2 separate regions of the Homo sapiens genome follow, and region 1 is linked to region 2. A link is a contact called in ENCODE Hi-C or POLR2A ChIA-PET data. All regions are on one chromosome and are shown on one strand. Each heading gives the region's core, a stretch centred on a gene start or an enhancer-like site at or near the end of the contact. The rest is flanking DNA. Distances are from core to core; before and after follow the strand shown. Region 1 holds the start of CLIC5 (chloride intracellular channel 5). Region 2 overlaps RUNX2 (RUNX family transcription factor 2).

Region 1 (7,209 bases), core at 3,830-6,329, 580 kb after region 2:
ACTGCCATAGCAGGGCAGGCAAATTTGTGTATTGCGTTATTGACTACAGATCAAAACCTGAAGATAGTGGGAAAGAAAAACACAGTAGCTTAATATGATGAAGGGAACTTTAAAAACCTAGTGAGCTCATGCTTAGGCAAGCGGCCCAAGGTGACCAGGCAGTCACAGTAGCTCAGGGACATAGAGGCGACACCACAAGATCTGATCCTATCTGTTCTGGAAGTCAGATGACCACACCACGAGTCACCACAACTTGTATTGCACCCTGCACCACTCAGAAACTTTTGGGCCACTCAATAAATGAAAGACTAGTCGTTTCCATCAGACAATTAGCAGAACTCTGTTTTACTTCCCCCATGCTGAATTGATGATTCTTTGACTAGACCAACCCTATACACGATTGTTCTGGAGTCCTGTGGATAGGGCTTAATAGTTCGTCAGCATCTGTTAACTGGGCAGTGATTGGATGCAAGCTTTCTATCAACAACACTTCTGACCGTGATGCCCTGAGGCTGTTAGAAGTTCTGGACATTTAATCAGCATTAGCAAGGCCACCTATGTCAGCGGTGGCAGAAGCTGCCTGCTATTGGACCTGCCTCTGATTATGACTCAGTGGCTCTCCACCAGGGCTGCACGCTGGAGCCACCTGAGAGTGGATATGAAAATATTGTTTCAGGGTCCCACCCACAGACACACTGATGTAATCGGCTTGGGGAGCAAACTGCCATCAGAAGTTTTAAAATCTCTCTCAATGGATTGAATAGGTAGTGAAGGCTGAGAACCACTGGTTTCTGTTGAAACCTCAGTTCCTGGCTGAAGAGACACTTGCGGCGAGCTTGTCTGTATCATTAGTCACTTCTGGGGTCCAGGGGTGAGACTGGGAGTGGAGGAAGCAATGCAAATGGGTGGAATGCCTTGATCTAACCTACACAGCACATCCTGTGTTTGTCTTTTCAAATTGCTTTCTGTTTTGCTTTTACTTCCTTGCTCTATTTCTTTCAATAAACCACACTCACTGCCATTACCTCTAGCCTGTTGTCCTCCTCTTAGGATCAAAGTCCAAGCTACATATTATCTCATTTACTCTCAAAATATCCCTGCAAGTGAGGAAGGAGCCAGGCCTTTGTTCCCCAAGGCAAATCAGGGACGTGCAGGTCCAGAAAGGTTCAGTCTGCCATGGGACTCATAATATTCAAGTCAGTGTGTTTACAGCAATTTTCAATTTACAAAGTGTTTTCACCTATGTTCTCCCATGGAATCCTCACAGCAAATCTACAATGACAGTATTTTCATAACCAGAATGACCACACATCCTTATTTGCTCCCAAACTATCCTGGGTTATACCTGTGGTTCCAGCCTAATTATTGATATCATTCCCTTTCACTCTCAAAAGTGTCTAGATTTGGACAATAAATTATATGGTCTCCTTATTTATAACCATGCTCTTGTTTTAAGAGGGCCAGTGAGGCTCCTGAAAGTTAAATAATTTGTTCAGGATCATTTAGCTAATTAGAGGCAGAGGCAAGACTTGAACTCAGGTACTGCATCTCCAAATCCCTGCGCCATCCACAGGTATTATGGGACATTAGAATCAGAGTTGACATGATCTAACATTTCTTATTGTAGAAACTAAAAATGTGGGGAAATAATCTCTTAAAAGTCACTGTCAGAATGTTCCCCGAAAGGGAAAGACTCGGAGTACATAGCAGAAATGGGTTAGTCTCCTTGGAAGCATTCTATGAACACATTAGAATGGATTAATAACATAAATAAATGTCACCATGATGGCACTTGAAAGCCTAACTTGGCAAAATAAGGTATCAGGCCTGACATATAGGTATTTGGAAAAGAGCAAGAAATTCAAAGTCTAAACTGCTAGATTTGAGGACTGGATCTGAATGCTATCTGCCATCTACCTTTGGGCATTTTACCTACTTTCTGTGAGCACATGTATTGTTCAACAGAACAGGAGGAATTATCATTCTTAGTTCCCTGGGCTGTTACAAGAAGAGCAAACTGCAGCTCATCAAGTGCTCTGACAGCGAGTCTCATAAGGTACCTGTGAATCCAGTTTATTTGTTTTCTTTATCTTTCACATAAGTGAATCAAGCCTTATAAAGTTGCTGATGATCAAATGAGATAAGGTATTTGAACATACTTATTATGTCCTAATATGCTGCAATCTTTCCTTCTTCTTATCATTATCATTATCAGCAGTAGTAGTAACAGATAATGACTATCAATTGACGTGGGAGACAATTACAATTACATGTCATTGTGAAACTCATTAGGTGACTGTGATTTAGAGTGGTACACCCAGTGGAAACAAGAGGTTGGGAGGTCCTTCCAAGGGGGTGTTGAAAATGACCAAGTCATGACTATAACTGGGTGGGACCCATCCTTCTTGGAAGTCTTCATAGAAACCAACCCACCCTGCCCTGCAGAAAGAGCTTCAGTTACCTGACACCATCAACAAGAAGGCCTTTCTTTTTATGGGGAATCATGTACCTCAGAGAAACTCCAAACTTTGGAAAAGTGTGATTCTGTCAACAAGGATATTGCTTCCCTCAAATGACACAGTTCAAGTAAGGCCTGGGCAGCATCTTTATTTCACAATATTTCTAGCCTTTACTTGTCCCATTTACTTGTAAATGAGAACTGCTAACCTGAAGCTCAAAAAGATGGGGTTGAGGGAGGAGTCAAAACAACTTTCATACCTGATGTTTTGATCTCCCCATCAATCTGGTTTTTGAGCTAGCCATGAAGGCCTGCCTGGCTCTCATTGATTTCCTTTAGGGAAAAAACAAATGACAACACAGTCATTTTAGAATTATTTGGGGAACGCTGCAAATTGTGCAGTAAGGTTTTTATATAAATGGAGAGACTCTCCAACACTGCCAACAAGAAAATTCCAAAGGTGCAGGTAGAATCGGTCTCCACACCTAGGAGTGGGGCAAAGGGCTCCTTTGGTTCTAAAGAACCTATTTGTGTTTCAAATATCTTTCAGAAACTTGACACCTTGAAACTACCACTCTCAAGGAATCTGAGTAAGTCCTAGAATCGCTTTCTTCAAGGAGAGCAGCAAGACTCATCGCTTTGTTAAAGCTCTCCCTATTCACCCCTAGGGCCCAGGCCTGGATGCTGGGGTTCAGAACACCCCCTTGCTGCCCTAAGGTCCAACACTACCCAGCATCAGACGAGAAATGACCTCCTTTATTACCTGGGTCTGCCAAAGGACCTGGAAATCCAGCCTGGGGTGGGGGTGGGGGGAGTCCCAGAAACCAAAGGAGCACACAGGGGCCACAGTGGGAAGAGAACAGGCTGAAGAAAGCAAGTGTCACTAAATGTCAGGTGTAAGCTTGAAAAATAAACACAAAGAATGTAAAACCCAGCAGAAGAAATTTAACAAACCTTTGTGGTAGGCTGGGACAACGGAGACAGATCACGTACCAAGTGTAAAGTAAGTCACATTTTAAGAGTCAGAAAGTACCAAAGACCACAGATTGTTATCAAGGTTTATGTAGATCTCATACTTTTTGCAAACATCTATTTAATTAGCTTGTAGAGAAGGATCTTTTGGGCAAAATAACATTTTCCCAATTCCAGGGAATATTTATGCCTTTTAAATTCTGCCAGGAGGCCCCTGACAGGCACCAGTGACTCTTCCCTTCTCAGCGATCTGCATATTTCTAGGGAAACTTTGCACTGAGAGAGTTTTCCCCCTTTGTGAAAGGTCTTGGCGCCCAGGCAGTCCCCGACTTCCCCTCCCCCAAGTCCTGGCGACTGTTTCTGCTCAGCCCTGGAGGCTACTCTCCCGCAGCCTCAGGTTTCCCTACTTCTGCAGCGTCGGCACCAAGGGCTGATCAAATGTTTCTTTCTCCTTACACCGGCGGACCGGGAAACGCCGCCGCAGCCTCGCCTCCATCCTTCCTCCTACAGGTTGCAAATAAAGTACAGCAGCTCTGACATTAGGCAGTTTCTGTCCAAGGAGCAAGGTGACTTCATTTAATTTGCACTGTGCTCCTTCATCCCTGTCTGCATCAGGTTGAACGGGAGGCTCTCCCTACTACCAAACGCCTAACATTTCCTTGATACTGCCTTGAAAAATCATGATTATGACAAAAATAATAACGTCGGAGAATGGAGTGCTTGTTTTCTGCTTTGCAAGTCACCAAGCAAGAAAACACTTTTGTCTCCTTGGCTTTTATTTTAGGATCTCTGAGCGAAAGAGAGAAAGAGAATTTTAAGAAATGTCATTTTCGCTTTGCCAAAGATCATTGTGTCAATAACGTTTCTCTCCCATTCCTCCCCCTCCTCCCGTTTTAAAGGAAAGGTTCACGGGTCCAGCCAGGTTTCTGCCGCATCCCGACACCTGGAGACGTCTTTCAGGACCAGCCTGAATCGCGTCCGGGCTGGGCTCTGGACTCGGACTCGCAGCGGTGACAGCGGAGGCGGGGACGGGGGTGGACAAACTGCGGATCAACTCTCCGAGAAGACGGCCACCTGCCGGAACCTGCCTTCCTCCATTCCGCCCAGGAGCCTCGCAGCGGGGCGCTGGCCTGCGGAAAGGCCACGGGGGAGCACAGGGCTCCGCGCCGCCCTCCTGGGAGGGTCCGGAGTCCAGCGCACCCCGAGCCCTGGTGGGTGAGCCCGGCGGGAGGCGCGGCAGGTGCGGCGGGAGACTGGACCCCGACCTACCTTCACAAAGAGCTCGATCTCGGGGTCCCTGTCGTCCCCGTTAGCTGTCGCCGAGTCTGTCATGCCGTTGGCGCCCGGGGCTACCGTCCCGGGCCGGGGAGGCGCCACCTCTGCAGCACCTGGGCCAGCACTCTGCGCTCCTGCCGCTGCCCAGCGGGGCTCCTCTTCAGGGCGGTGTTTAATTTTTCACAAAACCATCTATTCTCCAGCCCGAGCAGCGGGGTCTGAGAGATCAGTGTCCCAGATGCTCACATGAAAAGGAGCGAAGCCGGGAGGAGGCGGGGGGCCACGGGGAAAGCCGGGTTAAGGGAATGACAACAGGTCGTGGGAGCAACAAGTGCCGGGCTGCCCGGAGGTGTCACAGGATCCGCGACTGTCAGCGATCCCGCCGCCGCCAACGCGCCCAAAATAGCCGGCGGCTGCAGGGCGGGGTCAGCCGGGCGGGGACGCGGCGGGGACACCCCGGCAGCTCGGGCCTGGGCCGGGCCACGGCCCCCCGCCCCAAGACCCCGCAGGGCAGGAGGCGGAGACAGAGCTGGTCCTGGCAAAGCCACCAAGGCCAAGAGGATGTCCTGGGGGCGGATAATGAGGCGAAGGCAGAAAGAGTCGAGGAGAAGGGGAAGGGGAAGAGGAAGGGGAAAGGGGAAGGGGAAGAGGAAGGGGAAAGGGGAAGGGGAAGAGGAAGGGGAAAGGGGAAGGGGAAGAGGAAGGGGAAAGGGGAAGGGGAAGAGGAAGGGGAAAGGGGAAGGGGAAGGAAGAGAGGAGATGGCTCTCAAGTCTTCTGTTTCTTTAATAAAGCGTCAGCTCCTCCGAGTTACTCCACTACCAGCCTTACCCACTTGGAAAGCCCTTCCTGTCTTAGTGATGCTCAGAACCCCCACCAAAAGGGGCATTTGCCATCCTTGGGCTAAGCAAAAGGAGAGTAGGGTGCTGGGGACGGGCAGGGCAGGGCAGGGGTGGCTCCTGGGGCAGAGGGGTGAGTCAACCCGGTCAGGTGCGGCTTCCATGCCTTTCAGCCTTCTGGGTTTGTTTATTTTTCTTCTCCCTTCTTTCATTTTCTTTCTATTTCTTCCTTTATTTTCTGATCTTACTTCATTCCCGTTCTCTTCTGGTTGTTTTAGTGAAGTAGGATGCAAACACAGAAAAGATGCACATATCTTAGGTGTATGCCTCAATGAATTTTCACAATCCAACCCACCCATGTAACGAGCGCCAGATGAAGAATAAAATGTTAGCCACAGCCCTAGAAGCTCCTCCTGCTCTCTCCTCTCCACATCTTTTCTCCCGTCTCCACTGTCCCAGGGTAACCATTATTCTGGCTTGTAGCAGCATAGGATCTTTTTGCCTGGAATGTTGGTGTCTGGCTTCTTTCGCTCATTACTATGTTTGTGAGATTCATCCATTGTGCTATGTGTAGTTGTGTATCATCCATTTTCACCGACACACTTACTTATTCATTCTTCTGTCAATGGACATTTGTGCAGGTGACTATCATGACTACTCTGTCACGAACATTCTCTCTATCAAACATCTTTTGGTTGGATTCACAGACACTTTTCTCTTGGATGTATACTTAGGAGTGGACTTGCTGAGTTGTAGTGTATAAGAATGCTCTCCTTGTGTAAACACTGCCATAGGTTTTCTAAAGTGGTTGCACCAACAGACATTCCCACCCTTCAGTTCTTTAAAAAATAATTATTGAATGTTTTGCACCAGAATCTGGTGGAATTCTCTTTGTCTTCTTTGCCTTCTCTTTAATTAATCCTGTTTGTGCTATGTCCTTCCTTACTAAAAACATGTATTTGTTTAATAGCTTTATTAAAAAATTTATCGCTTAATAAAAAAATAAGTAATAATACTTATTATGTGCTAGGCAAAAATGTTGAGCACTTTACATGTGTGAACTTGTATAATATTTACAAATAGTATAATGATCCCAATTTTACAAGTGGGGAAACTGAGACATGAAGTATTTAAGTAACTTATCCCTAGTCATTCAGCTAGGAAATGGTGAAGTCAGGATTTAAACCCAGACAGACTTGAGCCTGTCCTCTCAACTGCTCTACAAACTGCTTTTCTTAGTGCACACTATGGAAGTGCACACTTTGAGGAAACAAAGGCATGGTTTTAACGGTCTTAACAGAGATCAAAATCCCTTTCAGAATAATAGTTACATGAAATGAAAACTAAGGCTGCCACATGAATTGGGAAGATGAAGGAGCTATACAAGCTGTCACGTAAAGATACTATTTACCATGGTTGGGGTGAGGAGAGGAAAAGGCTTCATGGAGCAAAAGGCACTTTAGCTGAACCTTCCTGAAAGGTCAGGCATCTGATAGGCAAAGAAAAGGGAAAGATGTCCTCACTACCCTTTATGGCAGGCTGTGTCCCCACAGACTCTCAGTGCAAATTCCTCCTTCCTGAAGAAAGCAGTCACCAAGCCCAACGTGCAACTCTCTTGGTACATTATAACTTAATCAAGGTGATGTTTAATTGCTTTCCTCCTGCTT
Region 2 (5,443 bases), core at 2,944-5,443:
AGGCCAATATTTTGGCTTTTATTTACTTATTCTACAGAAAGACTTTTACTAGTTACTCACTATTAGAAGCATTATGCTTATTTATTTACTTAACTGAATCTAATATTTCCATTTTAAGTATTTTGATAAGAAGAAAGAAAATAGACCACTTTAGAACTGAGGTGAAATAAAGCCTTATGGAATCATTGCAACCCAGGTTTGAATAGGAAATGAGGAGCACCACTTTTTAAACCATGTCTAATAATTGCTCTTTAGTTTGGATCAGATGTCAAATTATTACCATTGTAAAAACTTGATAAGGGAAATTCAAGCAAGGCTGTTTCCGATGAGTAGTGTTAGTTTACTTTCTAGGAACAGGGCCAAGAAGTTGTACTTTTTAACTTAAAAAAAATGATTCATGCTAATGAGATACTGTCACTGACATGTTGTTTGAAATAAAATGAGGCTCACAGCCTCCGGTAGAATCAAAACTAAGGGAGTTATCTCTGCATCAGGTTTAGTTAACTTTCATAAAAAGAAGAAAAAAAGACACATCCTATATCACTATTGACTGATTAGGTTTGGAGTATGTGTGTGTGTGTATTCATTCTTCCTTTTTCTCATTTACTTATGCAGGTCCACTATGCAATTAAAGTTTTCCTTTTTTTCTAGTTAGAATCAAGAAAAATGTGAACATGATGATTTACCTGTATGCTCTGAATTGCATCTTTCTTCTTATGTAATAATACTTTTTTTTTTTAACTAGAGTAATGAATTTTAGTTTTTAAAGGATTGGGTGCCATGCTTAATTTTACATTACAGATTCAAACTAGTGTTTTCATTTATCTTACTTTTGTATTATATAGATGCTGCATAACTTTTTTCTGATCAATTTAAGTAGAAAGTATGGCAAAGTGATAGTGTACTTTGTAAACCCTCAACATATTTATTTAAGAAACTTCAAAGAGAAACAAAGGGTGTGCACTGTTTTACTATATTGGCTTTCTGAGTTTTGGCTGGTTTCCCAAATAGCAATTTTTATATTTAAAAAAAAAGACAGACTTAACTGCTTGCAGACTTTTCACGCATGGAAGATGAAGAAAGCTTCTTTTGATGAAGTGTAATTATGTCCAAACAGAGCTGACCCCCTCCCCCTATATTTCTTATGATCTTAACTGAAGAAAGTAGGATTTTTCCTTTGAAGCAGCCGGGACTTGGTGGAGGATCTGAAATGCTACAGTCTGCTGCCAGAGGCAGGATGGAGAAATTGGTCCAGACTTGTCTTCAAGACTTAGATGGGGGGTAGGGGGAGTGGGTGGAGAGAGAAAGAAAAATTGATTTATCACTAATAATATATTTTTATATCACTGCATTAACATTGTATGAAAGGAAACAGTAATATCAAGCTGAGATGAAGAGGAAAAAAGGACAGAGAACACTGATAACAGATCACACTCTGAAAAAAAAATGGGTCAGTTTTTCAGTGGCAGGAAACCCTTTAACCTGCCTTTGTACCCTTTGTACCTGACCTGCTTTATAACAGACTCTTCCAGCTTCCTCTTTGATTTTCACACTTCTACATTTCTCTTAAGCTATTAAGTCTGGATCAACATGCTGCTACCATTGTATTTTCTTTCCCGGCTTTAAATATTTCTATTTTCAGTAGTGTTATAAAAAAACACCAAGTTCCTCAAATATTGCACTTTTTTTTTTCTTTCCACTGGTAGAAACATAAACTCTCAGAAACTGAAAAACAATCTTAGATTATAAAGGAGTCATGTCACTACTGACTTTGACTTTATGGGTCATCTTATGACCACAACTTTTGAAAGTGCTAGAATAAAAGTAGAGCATCAGTGGAACTTGCATTAAGTTAGGAGAGGCTTAAGGTTTTTCATGGTTTTTCCTTTTTTTTATCCTTAATCTTTTAAAGAGAAGTGTTTAAAATGATTTTGGTCCTTAAATTTTTTTTTGGTATGCTTTCTTTTTCCTGATGAAGCCATGGATGACACAATTAGTTATCTACTGACTGCTAGCTCCCTATTTGAGAGCCTACATTTTAAAATAACAGGCTGTATTTTATCACTTATGGAAAGTGATAAAAAGGGGATTTTTGAGAAAAAATTAATTTAAGGAAATCATGAATGCCCACATAAACATTTGACTTAAGAGGTGCATTATTATTATAGGATGAAGAACCAATTACTAAATTGGTTGGTAATTTCTGAAAATTTCTTCAACATTGCATACATATTTCTTCTGAAGGGGCAATAAGAAGCAGAAGGAGCCTCATTCACTTTTGCTGTAGTTGTTAATTACATCTTGATCCTTAGGGTCTGATTTTGGCAGATCATAGTTATACTTAACTACTTGTTTCCTCCCCCAAACCCATCTCTTTTTAAAAGCAGTTTTTTATAGAGAACTCATTCTACTCTGAAAATTTAAATGCTTTATACTTGAAGGGTGAATTTTATTTTTGGCTTTTGTTCCTACATGAGGCGTCACCCTGAATTTAGGGGAAGCATAGATGACTTTTAATATCCTAAGTAAGTTGTAAAGGTCTCAAGTAGAACTGTTACCAAAACTGGTTTAAATAAATTTATGGACAATCTATTTTATCTTTTTTTCTTTTTTGAGATGGAGTCTCACTCTGCCACCCAGGCTGGAGTGCGGTGGCACCATCTCGGCTCACTATAACCTCCGCCTCCTGAGTTCAAGTGATTCTTGTGCCTCAGCCTCTTGAGTAGCTGGGATTACAGGCGTGCGTCACCACGCCCAGCTAATTTTTATATTTTTAGTAGAGACAGGGTTTCACCAGGTTGGCCAGGCTAGTCTTGAACTCCTGACCTCAGGCGATCTGCCCTCCTCCACCTCCCAAAGTGTTGGGATTACAGGCGTGAGCCACCGCGCCCAGCCGACAATCTTTCTACCAGGTTATTTAGAGACATTAAGGATAACTGAGATCTGTATATATCCTTGATTTATTAAGATGAGTGCCATAGATGAAAACTGACTCTGAAACACAGCCATGGGAGCCACTGTTAGAAAGGCAATCCTGGGCCCATAGACCACTAATCTGACCCCAAAATGGCACTTTAAAATGTTTTAGTGTAAATTAACTTTCAATCTAGAGATTCAGCTCTTTTACTTTTTGCGATCTTTCCATTGTTTTGAGGTTCTAACTTGGACCCAGTGGCTTCCTATTCAAGTTTCTGGTTTCTAATTCTGTAGGCTTTTAGTTTTCTGTAACTAGTTTAGACTCCTGGCTGGTTTATTCTTCTGGTTAGTCTTAACGCTTATAATAAAGCCTCTCTTTGCTAACCAATTATAAATTATTTAAATCCGTGTAATAGCCAATATAGTGGATAAAATATATCAATGACACTTTAAAAATAGATGCTTTCATCATCCTGAGATATTGCATTAGTCCATTTATGTTTACTGTTTCTTGGGCACATAGAGCTGATTGGGACGCATCTAGAAATAAATTACTTATTAATTTTTTTAAATGGCAAGTGATCAAGCCACTTAAGGAAGTGGCCAAGTGACAGAATATTTAAAAAAAAAAGAGCATTAATTTTAGGGTCTGAAAAATGAGGTTCAGATCTTCATTTTTTCATTTATTAGTTGTATGAACTTGGGTAAATTACTAAGTCTCTTGAGGCTTCAGCCTCCTTATTTGTGCAATGGGGGTGAGAGATCTAAGCGGGGAGGATTAATTGAGATAATGTGTATGAAGTGGCACTTAATACGTTTCTAATTGTTATTCACCTTTCCCTATTCAAACTGCACCCACCCCATTCCTGTCTTTTCTTTCCTGTTTTTTTCCCCTTGGCTATAGAAAAGTATAGCCAAGGAGACTTAAAACTATTTATACTCAGTAACAAATGATGTGCGTCTTAAACAGATTTTAGGAACTTACATGGTCTAGGTTGAAAAGAAAACCCATTCACTAGACTTGACAGCCAAAGACCTGTTCTCCATTAAGCCTTGTATATAACCTGTTCCATATTAAGCTTTGAAAAGACTGCATTAAACTTTGCATTGGTACATATTGTCAAAGATTTGTGTTTTGGTTTAATACTCTCAGTTTTCAGTAAGGGAAAAAGAATCTCTGACCAAAAAACAAAGCAAAACAAAATGAGCTTTTTAAAGGTCTGTTACAGGAGCAGACTGAATGAGTACTCTGGCCTGAGATTGCTGAATGTTTTATTGAGTCACTGTTTCACGCCCACCTCTTCCTGTCTTGTAACAGTTTGCAGTTTTGACTATCTGACATGATTAACCGTTGCAAATCTAACTGATTACAACTGTTAGTAAGTCTGTGCAACAGAGAATGGTATCTTCTTCTGGAGAAAACAGACATCCAAATATGCTACCAAACTTTTCCCTGTCTCTTTTCCCCTTCTTATTCGTCGCTTTTAGCTCATTAATTTGAAGCATCAGATGTAATATTTCAATGAAGCACACCTTCTGCTAAAAGCAAAATTTGAGTTTATACTGAGAGATGTCATGTTCATTTAGCAAAAAGTAAGTCGCTGTCAGGGGGTTATTTCAAGATTTAACAGCAAGGATGTATGTTAGGGGAGGGGTGGACAGGGAGGAGAAAAACTTTGTTCCAGTAATGATGAAATCATCATACCACAGGCACATTACGGCCAGGACAGGAGACACTGGCTCCTGTTAAAATGATTCCCATAAGAACTTTCCTCTTTTATCTTCTTATTGTAGTGCAGCTAAGCAAATGAAATGCTAAAGCTATGTGAAGTAAATAACATAATCAACAATGATTTACTATTGTTCTCTCGTGAGGTCATGACCCAACCCTAAATAAAGACTTCTAAAATTGTCTGTGCTTGGATGTGTTCCTGATGTTGGAGAAAACTGAAAGAAAAAGAACCTTCCTCAAGTGGACCAGGGTTTTGTTTTCATTACAACTGTTGCTACTGAGGAGCTTTTTTGGAATTGGAGTCTTCCTGTGTAGCACTACAATGAGGACGATGATCTTGACTCTAAGCAAATTTGGAAATGTCCTAAAGTGGTCATCGGAGGGTTTCCAATTTAGAAGAAGGAGTCCTGCCTCTTGTCTTTGTTTCATTGCCTCCTTAGAGATGCTTAAATGCAATTTGGAAATCTATGCTGCTGTGTAATCATCAACACTGTTTTTTAATATTCACTGTATATTTTCCCCTTTTATATCTGCAGGCAAGAGTTTCACCTTGACCATAACCGTCTTCACAAATCCTCCCCAAGTAGCTACCTATCACAGAGCAATTAAAGTTACAGTAGATGGACCTCGGGAACCCAGAAGTAAGTACTCCCCTTTTTATTGAAGAAAGTAATAGAGTTTCCAGAGACCCTATGAGGAATTTATTCCAAATGAGTTAGTGTCACTTTCATGTCCATAGTGTCTTTGTGGACTTTGCTATCTGCATATATTTTTTTTAGTGAGGGAGAGTTAGTC

The links. Hi-C counts contacts between places; a loop is a spot of excess contacts on that map. ChIA-PET counts read pairs that join two places held with the same protein, here RNA polymerase II (POLR2A). Pooled maps may share reads with other maps.
Region 1: a loop to region 2 is called in a pooled map, with 5 times the contacts of the local background. The contact joins the promoter of CLIC5 here to the enhancer-like site in region 2. A Hi-C loop is called at or near these places in 3 of 168 maps with a recorded cell type or tissue (CD4-positive, alpha-beta memory T cell and naive thymus-derived CD4-positive, alpha-beta T cell) and 10 of 50 pooled maps. POLR2A ChIA-PET finds 5 or more read pairs at or near these places in 1 of 52 experiments (activated CD4-positive, alpha-beta memory T cell).

The regions. Positions count from the first base shown.
Region 1 is chr6:46,010,781-46,017,989 of GRCh38, forward strand. It overlaps CLIC5 (chloride intracellular channel 5), which reads right to left and starts at 5,080. Exons shown (of 6, transcript NM_016929.5): 1 at 4,700-5,080. The coding sequence starts at 4,762. RefSeq lists enhancers at 715-764, 4,193-5,037, 5,038-5,882 and a silencer at 4,731-4,780.
Region 2 is chr6:45,432,763-45,438,205 of GRCh38, forward strand. It overlaps RUNX2 (RUNX family transcription factor 2), which reads left to right. Exons shown (of 9, transcript NM_001024630.4): 5 at 5,185-5,289. Among named protein-coding and RNA genes, the nearest start is that of SUPT3H, 58 kb to the left of the region's middle. Within about 2 kb of position 4,194, at least 5 of the 41 ENCODE cell types and tissues checked have a DNase peak (open chromatin) inside an H3K27ac peak, as active enhancers do.